Regions from separate parts of the Homo sapiens genome. Here region 2 is linked to region 1. A link is an interaction called in ENCODE POLR2A ChIA-PET data of the cell type or tissue named here. Cell type or tissue: PC-3. All regions are shown on one strand.

What was found. ChIA-PET counts read pairs that join two places held together with the same protein. Peaks named below come from ENCODE experiments on the same cell type or tissue, not always from the same donor. Only the 100,000 strongest peaks of a DNase experiment are listed, where the experiment ranks them.
Region 2: POLR2A ChIA-PET joins it to region 1 with 13 read pairs; 2 of 35 experiments call an interaction of 5 or more read pairs at or near these places.

Annotation. Positions count from the first base shown.
Region 1 is chr3:123,735,806-123,743,805 of GRCh38, reverse strand. MYLK (myosin light chain kinase) reads left to right here. Exons shown (of 34, transcript NM_053025.4): 6 at 3,805-3,853; 7 at 4,744-4,909; 8 at 6,263-6,428. Among named protein-coding and RNA genes, the nearest start is that of MYLK-AS2, 50 kb to the right of the region's middle. In PC-3, no CTCF peak of the experiment used is centred here; a DNase peak (open chromatin) is centred at 3,795; H3K27ac peaks cover 1,757 bases.
Region 2 is chr3:123,605,921-123,613,920 of GRCh38, reverse strand. It overlaps MYLK (myosin light chain kinase), which reads left to right. Exons shown (of 34, transcript NM_053025.4): 34 at 1-3,872. The region is part of intron 2 of MYLK-AS1 (MYLK antisense RNA 1); the gene reads right to left. Among named protein-coding and RNA genes, the nearest start is that of MYLK-AS1, 24 kb to the right of the region's middle. RefSeq lists an enhancer at 3,458-3,507. In PC-3, no CTCF peak of the experiment used is centred here; a DNase peak (open chromatin) is centred at 7,770; H3K27ac peaks cover 320 bases.

The DNA.
Region 1 (8,000 bases):
AGTATGTTCTGACCCGATTCAGTCTTTCTGTATCACCTGACAAACAGAGCTAGGTCTACCTTATCCCTTCCACCACTGAACTTTCCAATCCTAAGACCTGCCAGCATTCTCTTTTACTTGTCTTTGAAAAATCTAAGATCAAATACCGTCAGTGTCTTGGCCTCTCCTTTTTCTCAGCAACTTGCTTCTGTCCTCACCAGTTCTCTTAACTCATTCTTCTATTTTTTGCATTTCTACTTTAATCCCCTTTCCACTTATTTTTCTACATAACCTTACTGTTCTGCCAGATTTTCATACTTTTACAAAATTAATTTTGCCTTATCTAACAATTTGCAACTTCAAATTTTTCCTATAAATAGACCCTGTTAGTAATTTTAGCCTAAATTCTTTTTGTCTTGATGTGAACTCTCTGTTAACTCATATTAAAATAAGCATCCATCAATTCCATTTTTAGCTGACTGCTTTATGTGATATGTTTTCATCATACCCTCTTACCCTGACATAGAAGTATCTCTCCCCAGCATTCTTTTGCTATTCTTTGGGAAAGTGCCATGTTTTTGCTTTTATTTATTTTTTAAGGAAGAAAGGAATTTAAGCCTTTTGGATTAAGATATTTAGCTCCCAAGACTTTTTAAAATGCTCAGTCTAATTTTTTTTATTGTGGTAAAATATACATACCTAACATAAAATTTACCATTTTAACCATTTTAAAGTGTACAATTGTCATTAAGTACATTCACAGTGTTGTGCAGCCATCACTGCTATCTCATTCCAGGACTTGTTTATTACCCCAAATGGAAACCCCATACCTATTGAGCATTAATTCCCCATCCCCTCCTCCCCCAGCTCCTGGCAACTACTAACCACCATCTTTCTCTATGGATTTGCCTCTCCTGGACATTTCATATGAACGGAATCCTATCATACATGGCCTTTTGGGTCTGAGCTCCTTCACTTAATGCACTTTTTCAATGTCCATCCATGTTGTACCACGTGTTAGTACTTCATTCCTTTTACAGCTGAATAATACTTCATTGTATGGATGCACCACATTTTCTTTATCCATTCATCAGTTAATCAGTCTAATTTTTATAAAATCTTTATTCCCAGATGAAATGAGTGATACAGTAGTGTGGGTAGTACAATGGATGGTACACGGATATTTTGTGATGAAATGTTAGAGACTGGATAATGCTGTTGTATGGAGCGTGTTTAGAAGGCCCTATCCATCCTCTATTTGGATGCCAGATTTTACTTTCTTCCTCCCTGCCCCTTTTTTTGCAACTAGATTATGTTTTTCATGTTTTATTTCTTCTTTACCATTGTATTTATAGGTTTTAGAAAATACAGCTGAATAAAATTACTCAGAGTACCACAACCCCCAAAATAATCAGTATTAATAACATGATACCTTTTCTTGTCATTTTCCTGTCTTTGGGTATTTTAGTTTTACCTAATTATGATCACATTAAATAGGTAATTTTGTATGCTGCACAAAATGTATTTAACAAATATTTAAATACCTACAATGTGCTGGGATTTGTTCCGGATACATCTGATGAGTGAATAAGAAGTTCTAGTGGGGATATGGGTTGGGTCTTTAGCATATAGATGATATTTAAAGCTATGGGACTAAGACCTCCTGGGAGAAATTAGATGGAGCTGGGGAGAGGCCCAGGACTCAGCCCTAGGGTGCCCCAGCATGCAAAGGTTGAGCAGAGAAGGAGGTTGAGAGAAGATGAATAACCTGGTAAAAGCAGGAAAGTCTAGAAGAGAAAGTGCTTTGAAGGGGAGTGGGACCTTGTGTCAGATACTACTGAGCATCTGAGTGAGATGGAGACAGAGTGTCAACCATTGGGTTTGACAAGATTGTGGCTGGGATGGAGCCCAGTGGAGCGGAGAGGATCATAGCCCATTTGGAGTGTGCTGAGGAACGAATGAGATAATATCCTAACATGTACCTGCACGTTTCAGATATTCTTAAACATAATTTAATGGCAGAATAAGATGTCTAATTGTACATTTTACCTGACTACTTATTTTCTTCCTACTGAGTGACATTTATGTTGCTTCTAACTTTCACTATTACAAATAAGATAAAAGTGAATAGCTGTGTAAACTTTCTCTTCTAACTTTAGCGTCGTTTCCTTTGAATGGAGTCACAGAAACGGAGGTGCTGTCCCAAGAGCAGAGCATCTTTAAAGCTTATGATTTTTCCTCACTCAAGTATTTCCAGGAGGACTGGACAGTTGGCTCTGCCTCCAGCAGCATCTGAGGGCCCAGCATCTTGACTGTCAGTTGGGTCCTTTCAAAACAAGTCTCTCCTTTTATCAATTTAGAAGTTCTTTTACTTTTGAATAGAGAATGGAATGACAAAAACCAAAACACTTTCAGGAATGAAAACTAGACACAGCTCACTAAGTAATGTTAAACAGAAATGCCTGTATCGTAATCACCAATTATATGGAGCCACAGCTTAAATGTGATGCCAGTGTTTGTTATTAATCCCTTTTCACTAAAGTTCTGGTGGAATCTTAAACCGGGTGTGGCTGATGAAAATAGCCATGATTTTTCTCCTCCACACCTATGTTCTTACACAGTCATATAAATGTGATCAGAGTCAAAGTTAAGGAAGTTTACTCTTTTGCAGTAAACTCCCTGCAAATTCCCCACAGCAACTGTCTGCTGATATCAGAGGATGACTCTACCCTCCCTGGGATAGGGTTTTATAAACATCCCCAGCTTGCGGCAAAAGAAGAACAACTTTCAGGGTGATCATCATCTCAAAAAAGACCTCTTCCTCCCACCCCACCCCTCAAAATAAAACTCCCACTACTTTAGAGTTATTTCATGGTGACATTGTGAATTGTCCCTCCCAGCTGCAGGAGCTGGATGAAAGGAGCTAACCCCAGCTGCCTTGCTGGCTTTGCTATTTAATGGCCTCCTGCCTAGCACGGCAACAGCTCACCCAGGATCAGCAGCGCCCAGTAGGATAGCGCCTACTATGGCCTCATCATCTCACCTAGGACCGACTGGCAGTGCCCAGCATAGCAGCGCCTTGCCCAGGACTGGCAGTGTCTAGCATAGCAGCGCCTTGCCCAGGACTGGCAGTGTCCAGCATAGCAGCGCCTTGCCCAGGACTGGCAGTGTCCAGCATAGCAGCACCTTGCCCAGGACTGGCAGTGTTCAGTGTGGCAGCACTGCAGATTCTGCAGGAGCTGCTGGCTCCGCTGTAGCTCATCTGCAGTGACCTGTCCTGCTCTCTTTCAGCTTGCTGCTACTTGCCAGGCCTTAAGTGGAAGAATGGAGTGTTGATTGTGTCAGTCAAGAGTAGGTGTGGTAAGAGATAGGCATGGGCCTTTCCCTCCCTCCCTTTAACTGAGAAAATGTTCTGGAGAGGTCCTGAATCACCCCCAAATAATCCCCAAAATGGAAGGTAGAGCGTACTACCCTAACAACTCAGCAGGGTGGTTGAGAGTTTTAGAATCTGGCAGACCTGGGTGAATTTCTGCACTGTTACTGACTTTGTGACCTTGTATGGATGACTTAACTTCTCTGAATCTTATTTCTCTCATCTGTTTAAAAAATAGGATAATGTAGTATCAGCTTCATAAAATTATTGCAAGAAATTCACATGATAATGTATGTAAACACCTACCATAGTATCCATAGTGACACAGCCCATGCTCAGTCAAGATTAATGATCACCATCACTATCCCACCCACCCCTGCTGTTGAATCTTTTTACTTTCATTGCTCCAAGTTGGTGGCTCAGACCTGACTCATCAACTCTTTTTCTTGCAGGAAGTTTTGCGAAGCAGCTTGGTCAGCCTGTTGTTTCCAAAACCTTAGGGTAAGTCCTGGATGTTCAAGACAGAGTAAGGGTTGGATTGCTTTCCTGCTGACTTGAGCAGGATAGGTCTGGGGAGTAAGTCTTGGCTCTCCTAGGTTATAATAACCAAAGGGCGGGAGCCTAGTACAATGAGATGTGTCATTTACACAGCACCTCCTGACCTGGCTGCCTCTGTGATTGGCTCCTTTGACTGGCCCAGCTGCTAAATGTAAGGAAGTGGGAGAGGTGGCCAGAGTCTGCAGTGGACTCTAACAATCAAGGCAATAGTCAGAAGATTGAAATAAGCAAGCCTAGAAGAGGCGGGTAACAGTAGCTGCTGTAACAGACAAGCCTCAAATCACAGTGGCTCAACCCAGGGAAAGTTTGTTTCTTACTCAGGGAAAGTTCAGTTCAGATATCCTGGAACATGGGGAGAGCCTTCCACATTATCTTCCAGGAGCCCAGGCTTCTTCCATTTTATAGTTTCATCTCCTAGGCCCTTGAGCCCCCACTGGGCCTTCTGCATCTCACCAGCAGAGTGGACGAGAGACTGCAGAGCCTCACAGGAGGTTCTTATGAGTCGGCCCTGGAAGTGGCATACAGCTCTTCTGCTCATGGTCTCCTGGCTAAAACCCAGGCTTTCAGCCAGGGCTCAGTGGAATTCAGGCATGCCTAACTGCAAGGAAGGCTAGTAAATGAAGTCTAGCTGCATGCCCAAGAGGTAGAGGAAATAGGTTTTGGTGCCACACATTTTTCTAGAGAGAGCATGAGAAAGTTTCTGAGGCATAAAATTGGGAAGGCTACACTTTGATGGCTTCTGACCTTAACTTAGTGCCTTTGAGTGAGGTGGAGAGAGGATGGTTGAATTGCTGCCTTGTCTGGGACTGGATTCTCTGCCAATTTCCTTACAGGGATAGATTTTCAGCTCCAGCAGTGGAGACCCGTCCTAGCATCTGGGGGGAGTGCCCACCAAAGTTTGCTACCAAGCTGGGCCGAGTTGTGGTCAAAGAAGGACAGATGGGACGATTCTCCTGCAAGATCACTGGCCGGCCCCAACCGCAGGTCACCTGGCTCAAGGTGAGGTTTCTGTCTGCCCTGACCCTGATCCAGCCTGTATTAGTCTGTTCTCATGCTGCTAATAGACATACCCGAGACTGGGTAATTTATGAAGGAAAGAGGTTTAATGGACTCACCGTTCCACATGGCTGGGGAGGCCTCACAATCATGACAGAAGGTGAATGAGGAGCCAAGTCATGCCTTATATGGCGGCAGGCAAGAGAGCATGTGCAGGGGAACTCCTCTTTATAAAACCATCAGATCACATGAGACTTATTCACTGTCATGAGAATAGCATGAGAAAACCCACCCTATGATTCAGTTACCTCCCACTGGGTCCCTCCCACAACACGTGGGAATTATGGGAGCTACATTTCAAGATGAGATTTGGGTGGGGACACAGCCAAACCATATCATAGCCCTAGGGACCCTGAAAATTCAGGGTTAGACCCTTCAACTAGTAGGAGTCTTTCCATTCTGTTCCTCCTGTTTCAGGCGGTTCTCAGGGGTTCTCTGTATGTTTGTTAGGGATGCATGTTCCTGTCCCTATTACAACTCTCCCTCTGTTACTCAGACCACAGTGTTCTGACAATTCTCACACTCACAAAATAGCAGAAAACTTCTGAGTCAAGACAAGCCTGACAATCTCAAGAGTGGACTGTGAAGTTAGGGTTCTAGGTGTTAAGCCACAGCTCCCTGGTTTATAAAGCCTGTGAAGCTGGATAAGTCATTTGACTTCTTGGAATCCTGGTTTCCTTATCGGTGAGATAGAAATAATACCACCTACCTCAAAATATTGTCAGGAGCCTCCATGTAGAAGGGATTTATAAATCATTCAGGGCTGGGGGAAGTGAAGCTTAAGGGGGAGAGGTGGGCGGGCAGGGAGGCAGTGGCATGGGGTTGGGGATGGCTGTTAAACAGGGCAGTGAGGATCCTAGGGGAACAGGTAGAGTCATGGCCAGGGGAATAGGTTTTTCAGAGTTGGAATGCCTGGGTAAAAGTGGGTATTGACACCTTTTACCTGCTTCCTAATTCTCTTGAACTCCCCTAGGAAAAGAATAAAAGGAATGGGGAGGTAAGGAAAAACTGAAGTGAGGAATATGGGATTTCCTACCTCAAACTCAGGCTCCTTTGAAACAGTTTTCAGGCAACTGCTCTAAGCAGGACAGAGCACCACACCACATCCACAGACCTCAAGTCAGGGCCCCTGAACTGTTTAAAGTTGGCTCTCTGAGCACATTGACAGGGCCCACAGCAGAGGACGCTGCTGCCCAGGCCCTGGAGTCTATCCCACTAGGATTGGCAGGAGGCAGGAGGACACAGCCAGAAGGTGAGCAGATTTGTATGACCAAGTTACCCCATTGCCATCCACAGGGAAATGTTCCACTGCAGCCGAGTGCCCGTGTGTCTGTGTCTGAGAAGAACGGCATGCAGGTTCTGGAAATCCATGGAGTCAACCAAGATGACGTGGGAGTGTACACGTGCCTGGTGGTGAACGGGTCGGGGAAGGCCTCGATGTCAGCTGAACTTTCCATCCAAGGTATCGACCAGTGGACGGCTAGTGCAGAACGATCCCTGCCTGGTGCCGCACCCTCCTAGAGGAGCTGCTTGTTCACTGCGCACCTGTGTGTGTATACACCTGGCCCACTCACACACCCAGGCACTCCCCAGGGGCAGGTCTTTTTTTTTTTTTTCTCTTCAGACAGAGTCTTGCTCTGTCGCCCATGCTGGAGTGCAGTGACATGACCTCAGCTCACTGCAACCTCCGCCACCCAGGTTCAAGCGATTCTCCTGCCTCAGCCTCCTGAGTGGCTGGGACTACAGGCACACACCACCACGCCCGGCTGATTTTTGTATTTTTTGTAGAGACAGGGTTTTACCATGTTGGCCAGGCTGACCTCAAGTGATCTGCCTGCCTTGGCCTCCCAAAGTGCTGGGATTACAGGTGTGAGCCACCACGCCCGGCCACAAGGGGCAGGTCTTTGACAAGAAGAAAGGGTGAACAGGGCAGCGCAGACCTGGCCACGAGGGAAGATGCCCTGTGCTTGGCTGCCACCTTCCCTTGTGTTCCCATAGTCTCCCCCACCATGTCTTCAGTCCTTTCTTCTCACCCGGACTCCCTTTTGTATCTGTGGTTGCCAACTGGAAGAATGAATGTTGCTAACGTCTTGCCATCACCCCAAATTTAACCTGCCCAGAATTTACTGATAATTTACTCTGTCTTTCAAGTCAGGCGATCCTTCGACTTGACCCCCTCTACCAGGGTTCCCATGTTCCTTCACACCCAGACTGGACTTTCCAGCATCCTTTTGACCCCTGCCTCTTTCTCCTTGAGTCGTCAGCCCTGTCAGTTCTTCCTTGTAAGTCTTGTTGAACACGTCTCCTCCTTACAGTTCTTTGGTTCCTCAAGTCCGGGCTGAGGAGGGAGTGCAGGGATGGGGAAGGGGCTGCATGTCACTTTACTGGAGCAGGAACTCGGGGGTCAGGAAGGGAAGTGGCTTTCAGTCCTTCCTCCTTCTTTGTCCCTCTCTTTTCTTCTGATTTTTCTGTTCTGCATCTCCTTCTTCTTAGAAACGATTCATCTTTGCTCTTGTTACTTTTTTTGGCCTGGGTATTTTTCACAATCTACAGAAAGAAATATATTTCACAGTACATTGCAACCCAGAACATGTATACATAGGTAAACAAGTTTCAGGAAACCATCCTGACCGTACTGTGTACAGTGCATGCTGGTATTCTCTATTTCACTTGACATCACTAAAACAAGAAATCCTGGTCCTGACCGGAGGACCTGACTTGGTGGCTCACTGCTGAATAAGGAGATGCCACCAGACACCCAGAGCAATGTGTGCCTGCCCTGACATTCAGTTAAATACTATTCCCTCCTGATGGACTTCATGACAAAATATGTTGCCTGATATTTGTTTTAAAATACTCAAAAACAAATAAACGAAAGAAAACAAAAATGGATATATAAGACTGGCAAAATGTGGTATCTCCTTAATCGTGGTGATGGCTTTCAGGGTTTGTTATCTCTTTCTACTATTGTATATTTTTAAGTTTACCATGATAAAATTTGAGAAAGAATATAGCAGGAAAAATATGTATTTTA
Region 2 (8,000 bases), 130 kb after region 1:
ATCTATGTTAGTTGGCACCTTAAGATACTAGTGCAGCTAGATTTCATTTAGGGAAATCACCAGTAACTTGACTGACCAATTGATTTTAGAGAGAAAGTAACCAAACCAAATATTTATCTGGGCAAAGTCATAAATTCTCCACTTGAATGCGCTCATGAAAAATAAGGCCAAAACAAGAGTTCTGGGCCACAGCTCAGCCCAGAGGGTTCCTGGGGATGGGAGGCCTCTCTCTCCCCACCCCCTGACTCTAGAGAACTGGGTTTTCTCCCAGTACTCCAGCAATTCATTTCTGAAAGCAGTTGAGCCACTTTATTCCAAAGTACACTGCAGATGTTCAAACTCTCCATTTCTCTTTCCCCTTCCACCTGCCAGTTTTGCTGACTCTCAACTTGTCATGAGTGTAAGCATTAAGGACATTATGCTTCTTCGATTCTGAAGACAGGTCCCTGCTCATGGATGACTCTGGCTTCCTTAGGAAAATATTTTTCTTCCAAAATCAGTAGGAAATCTAAACTTATCCCCTCTTTGCAGATGTCTAGCAGCTTCAGACATTTGGTTAAGAACCCATGGGAAAAAAAAAATCCTTGCTAATGTGGTTTCCTTTGTAAACCAGGATTCTTATTTGTGCTGTTATAGAATATCAGCTCTGAACGTGTGGTAAAGATTTTTGTGTTTGAATATAGGAGAAATCAGTTTGCTGAAAAGTTAGTCTTAATTATCTATTGGCCACGATGAAACAGATTTCAACTGATAAAGAGCTGGAGAACTCCATGTACTTTGGAATCTCCTCCAAGATAGCCAGAGTTTAATACATCTTCATTCTCAACACTCTCCAAAGAACTTGACCTACCTTATGGGTTCCATATTTTTCTTCTTAAATGTGCATCAATCATGCCTTGCCCCCAACCTTTAAATATATTCTTAGACCTGGTAAATGCACTCAGACTTGCGTCTTTAGGAATTTTTAACTTTCTTTCACTACATTGGCACTTAAATTTTTTCTTTATAAAGCTTTTTGAAGGTCATAAACAAAGACCATAATTGATGATAGACCTAATACATTTCCTCTGTGTGTGTGTGTAACATTCCAAATACTTTTTTTTTCTTTTCCACTGTTTGTAAGGTGCAACAATTTAATATTTTTAAGGGACTTTTTAAGAGTTCCTTAAGAACCAATTTAAAATTACTTCAGTGCAATCCTACACAGTATCAACATTAGAATTTTGATATTAGTCTTATGTTATCTTCCATTCTATTTTTATCTGCTTTTTGCTGCTAGTTTCAAACTGCCAGTATTTTTCCTTTTGCTTTTAAAATAGTTACAATATTTTTCATGATAGCCACAGTATTGCCACAGTTTATTATAATAAAGGGTTTTTATTTGATTTAGCGCATTCAAAGCTTTTTTCTATCACTTTTGTGTTCAGAATATAACCTTTGTGTGCGTGTATGTTGTGTGTGTGCATGTGTGGCGTATATGTGTGTTACAGGTTAATGCCTTCTTGGAATTGTGTTAATGTTCTCTTGGTTTATTATGCCATCAGAATGGTAAATGAGAACACTACAACTGTAGTCAGCTCACAATTTTTAAATAAAGGATACCACAGTGCATGCTGTTTGTTCAATCTTTGCAGACTTCTCTTTCTTTCCATGCTACCAGTTGTAAAGGACACAGCTATATCCTGGAAATGAAAAACAAACACTGTGGTGCCTAGATGTGAAGAACTGGCTTATGTGGTTGTGTTTTGCTATGGAACAGAATGATTTAGGAAGTTCTTGTTTATATAGGTAGCCGAATTTACACATTTAGTTCAAAATTTCTCTTGAGCATCAGCTTAGTACTATATCAATCATTCTAGAAGGATATCTTATAGAGCAGGTGTCCCCAACCCCCGGTAAGTAGCCTGTTAGGAACCAGGTCACACATAAGGAGGTTAGCAGTGGGCAAGTGAGCAAAGCATCATCTATATTTACAGCCGATCCCCATTGCTCGCATTACCGCCTGAGCTCTGCCTCCTGTCAGATCAGCGGCAGCATCAGGTTCTCTCAGGAACGAACTCTATTGTGAACTGCTCATGTGAGGGATCTAGGTTTCACGCTCCTTATGAGAATCTAACACCTGATGATCTGTCACTGTCTCCCATCACCCCTAGATGGGACAGTCTAGTTGCAGGAAAACAAGCTCAGGGCTTCCACTGATTCTACATTATGATGAGTTGTATACTTATTTTATATTATAATAAAATATATTATTACAATGTAATAATAATAGAAATAAAATGCACAATACATGTAATGTGCTTGAATAATCCCAAAACCACCCCCTCTCCTGGTCCATGGAAAAACTGTCTTCCATGAAAGTGGTCCCTGGTGCCAAAAAGGTTAGGGACCACTGTTACAGAGTATCAGGTCCTCAAGATGCTAAAATCTATATGACATTTTTAACATGTGACATTATCATCATCATCATCATCATCATCACTGATGATACTATTTACCAGGGCATGGTTTGAATTGGTGACTTTGGTGCAGTTCATTATTGGCAGCCAAATGCTTTATCCATACCTTCATATTGAAGAATTTGTTATCAGGAAACTACCAGTCCTGCTTTACAGGAAGTCTGTTATCAGATATCAGATGGCAAGTTCCCCATGTCTTCAGATGTTCAAACAATATTGTGGATGGTCTAGAAAGAGTTTAAGACATGCTGTTAAATGTAGGGCTAGATAATTCTCTGATTCTTTGATGTAGTCTGGAAAGAAACAATCCATTGTCCAGTTAATAAATATTTAGTGTTTTCATTTTTAAGACACTCACAATCCACAAATGTCCCTAACAATTTATTATTTTTAAAGAAAATGACTTTTTATTCCTTGCTAGTGAAAAATGTACAATTTATATGCTGCACTGAGAAAAATAACAGATATACTTTCTTCCATTCATTTTCATCCCAAACATATAAAAAATAATCCATTGATTGTTCCTTGCATTGCATATCTTATTAAAAGATATTTCCTACATGCAACTAATAAGACATGCTGACTGTTGTCAGCTCTAAATTTATGTAAAGATTTTTTATTTTTGTTAAAATGTTTGAAATTTGCTTTTTGCTCCACACCTCACCTGTTTTTGATAAATCTGTGCTAATAAGTACATAGGAGGTAATAAATAATTGAGTTGTGAGAAACCCAATTCTCCATTTTTCAAGAAAACACAAGTAGCACTACTCTCTTTATCCCTTGGGACTCCTTCCTGTAATTTGAAAGGGGGGGCTAATGTTGGTGGCAGTTGTTGCTAAGGATCTCTGCACAGAGTTAGGGCTTCACTCTCGGCTTCCTGGTTAGATGGGGCCATGTGACTAGTCCTAGTCAGTGAGCTGTGACCAGAAGTGATGTATGTACCCTCGGGACCAGAGCATTTATGTGCTGGTACAAGCCTCTCCATAATGACGGGCAACACATGAGATGGTGGCTGCTGCAGCCATCTGGGTCTCTAGCCAACCCAAAATGGGGACATAACACAAGCAAGAAATAAACATTTGTTCTTATAAATCACCAAGATTTTGGGGTTCTCAGTGGCTGCAACATAACCTAGACTATCCTGATACAGGCTTATCACCATGTTCTGGATGTGTGGTGACCAGGATGGTAGCCACTACTCACAAGTGGCTATTTAAATTTAAGTTACTTTAAAAAATAAAATAAAAAATTCAGTTCCTCAGTTGTATGAGTTACATTTCAAATGCTCGACAGTCACATGTACATCACTTTTCAAATTATGTGAAATTAAAACTGAAAAGCTTGTGTGAAAGTCTAGAGAGTATGGTCTATAGTTTCATCAATTGTATTGGATAATATAGTCTCGATACTCAAGTGTTGTTGTTCTTAATTCTTTATTTATATTCAAATATAGTTTTTCACTTTTTAAGACATTTTAAAGGCTGGGTACAGTGGTACACACCTGTAGTCCCAGCACTTTGGGAGGCCAAGGCAGGAGAATCGCTTGAGGCCAGAAGTTCAAGACCAGCCTGCACAACATAGCAAGACCCCATCTCTATTTCTTTAAAAAAAATTAATTAAAAAATAAAAAGACATTTTAAAAGTACCAGTTCTGGCCAGGCGCGGTGGCTCACGCCTGTAATCCCAGCACTTTGGGAGGCCAAGGCAGGCGGATCACGAGGTCAGGAGATCGAGACCATCCTGGCTAACACGGTGAAACCCCGTCTCTACTAAAAATACAAAAAATTAGCCGGGCGTGATGGCGGGCGCCTGTAGTCCCAGCTACTCGGGAGGCTGAGGCAGGAGAATGGCATGAACCCGGGAGACAGAGCTTGCAGTGAGCGGATATTGCGCCACTGCACTCCAGCCTGGGCGACAGAGTGAGACTCCATCTCAAAAAAAAAAAAAAGTACCAGTTCTATGCTTCTGACCTCAAAATCTAAATAGTCCTGCAATTCACAAGCAACTCTCAGATTATTTCTGATATGAGACAACCAACAAGGCCAACATTCTCCAACGTCTTTGGAATTTGCTACTTGAGATGGGGGATCACCAGTGGGGACTATGAGATGGATGCAGAAAGGGAGACAGGGCTGCTGAGGCAGAATTTCCTCAACCATGGGTCAAAAGGCAGAGGAGCCATCCTGAGGCTACAATCCTTCCAAACTCAGCTGCCTTTTATCAGAACTCCCTTCCCACTGGAATTCAAAACACTCAGGAGATCTAAAGTGCTTGGGGACAACATTGAATTTCTAACCGCTGCTGGCTGGAGATTTTAGCCCATAGGCCTTACCCGTGTTCCAAATGCTTATACCCTGCAGGAAGCGCTTCATGTCAGAGACTTCAGTCCCCCGAGTCTCTGTTTGAGGCCTGTGGTAAATTTTCACAAGATATTTTGTGACTCTCTTAGACTAGATTTCTTTCGGCTGGAGATAACTAAGGGAGAAGGAGGTTACAAATTAACCTAAGTCAATTTGGTCATTCATATTTATTATTAATAACATCTTTAAGGCAGGTATCAGTAGCCTCCAATAGTTAAGATAAGATTGAGCTATGGGGCTTCTCCACAACCACGCTTCAGGTGGTATGTTTCAAAGATAGTCTCAGGCCAAACTTGTCAAACACCTATTAGCCAGCAGCCATACAACCGATTCTGCAAGCTCCATGAAGTCCCAGATATGCCTCTCCAGAAAGCACCTTGCATGTTGTCACTGAAGGCAAATCCTGCAGTGTGCTTGGGTAGGAGGCAGCTAACCTGGTTAATCAGTGGAGTCAGTTCCTCTTGGTGCTATCCTAGGAACCAACTTGTCCAACTTACCCACCATTTTCATTCCCTCTGTAAAATAAGTTACTACCTCTTACCTCTACCTCTTACTACAGCTGTGTAGCTTGTGCCTCAGTTTCCACAGTTATAAAATTAGAGTTATAGTAGTTCCTCACTCATGGCTTGATAGAAAGATTAAACAAGCTCTATGTGCCTGACCTTATGGTACGCCCTCATTCTGGCACTCAGAGATGCTAAGATGTATCAGAAACAATCTCTACTCTGAAAGAACAGATTACATTTCTGCAGGAAAAAAAAAACCCCAAATATGTGAAAAAGTTATATTCAGTCAGCCCTCTGTATCCATGCATTCCAAATCTATGGATTCAATCAACTGGAGATGAAAAATATTTGGTGGGAGGCTAGGTGTGGTGGCTCGTGCTTGTAATGCTAGCACTTTGGGAGGCCGAGGTGGGCAGATCACCTGAGGTCAGGAGTTCAAGACCAGTCTGGCCAATATGGTGAAACCCTGTCTCTACTAAAATATAAAAATTAGCTGAGCATGATGGCAGGTGCCTGTAATCCCAGCTACTAAGGAGGCTGAGACAGGAGAATTGCTTGAAACCGGGAGACAGTGGTTGCAGTGAGCCGAGATCACACCACTGCACTCCAGCCTGGGTGGCTGAGCGAGATGCTGTCCCCAAAAAAAAAAAAAAATATATATATATATATATATATATATATATATATATATATATATATATATAAATAAACTATATATGTAAAATTATATATAATATATAAAATATATATTATATATAATATATAAAATATATATACTATATATCATATATATTATATTATATATTATATATAAAATATATTATTATATTTATATATTATATATAAAATATATATATAATATAAAATATAGTATATAAAATGTAAAATATATATAGTATATAAAATATAAAATATATATAGTATATAATATAAAATATATAGTATATAATATAAAATATATATAGTATATATAATATAAAATGTATAGTATATATAATATAAAATGTATAGTATATATAATATAAAATATATAGTATATATAATATAAAATGTATAGTATATATAATATAAAATATATAGTATATATAATATAAAATATATATTATATATTATATATAATATAAAATTATATATTATAAAATATATATTATATATAATATAAAATATATATTATAAAATATATATTATATATAATATAAAATATATATTATATATATTATATAATATATAATATATATTTGGGGGTGGGGAGTTCCACAAAATTCCAAAAAGCAAAACTTGAATTTGCTGTTCACCTAGTACTACATTGAATCTATGTGAAAGAAGTGATGTGTAGGCATTGTATTAGGTATTATAAGTAATCTAGAGATGATTTAAAGCATACAGGAAAATGTGCATAGGTTACATGCAAATACTACATATGCCATTTTATATAAGGGACTTGAGCAACTGCAGATTTTGTTATCTGTGGGGGTGTCCTGGAACCAATACCCCACTAACAACTGTACTAAAGATGGAAGGTATTATTTTAAGTTCTACCCACCTCCCAAAAAAAAGGATCTTTGAAACTGAAAGTGCCATGCAATTGTACAAAAAAACAATTGCTGTGAGTTTAGGAAATGTTACAAATCTAAATCTCGTTCTAAGGAAAATTTTAACTTCCAATCCCTAAATATTCCCTTCTTAACAGTCAAAGGAGAAAAGCTCATCTGACCTTATGAATATTATTTTTCTATCAAGAGGAAATTTCCCAGAGTTAGCTTGACTTAAACTAATTACACTTTAAGTTTTATCCTGACACATCCCCTAAGTTCTAATTGATATTTGCAAAAGCTGACTTACATTGACTTGTTTCTGGCTGCATATTAACCACAGAACAAATAGGGCTCTGAAGGCTGAGTAGATGTCTTTTTCAAATTGTCTAGAAAGCTAAAAACTGAGACTCCTGTTTTCAGAAGAATCAGGAGATGAAGGAAATATCAGCTTAGGAAATAGGAACCTACCACAGTAGAGAGAAAGTCAAACATGAATTACTCAAGAGAAGCAGTGATTCTCTACCCCTCAGAACTTCCATTAAACTGATAGTAAAGGGATAACAATGTTTTTAAAAAAGATGTCCCCGGTGTGTGATGTTCCCCTTCCTGTGTCCATGTGTTCTCATTGTTCAGTTCCCATCTGTGAAGGTAACAAACCTGCACATTGTGCACATGTACCCTAAAACTTAAAGTATAATAATAATAAAATAAAATAGAGATATAAACTCTTCAAATATAAAGACAAATACAGGTGATGATAGATGGAAAATGTCAGAATTATGGAAGATGGAAAACAAAGAATGGATAACTGACGTAGAGCAGAGAAACTGAAGCTAACATCCTGCATTGGAGGAAGCCAACAGAAAGACAAGTCAGTCTGCCCTGAATTCCCCAAAGGCTAGAGGCTAGACAGCCAGGTACCTATGAAAGGGAGCCTCACAAGGTATGACTCATACATGCAAACCAAGGTCTTTGAGGTCAAAGCAGCTCAAAAGTCCACTAGGAGATAAAGGCAGAGGCAGGGATTGTTGGGAGTTAGGACAGAGCAGGGGCCAAGAGTCAGGAGGTTACTCTGGACTCTTCGATACTACCCATGTCAAAGTGCAGAAAAGACTCTGATCCCAGAAAGGCAGTTGTTTG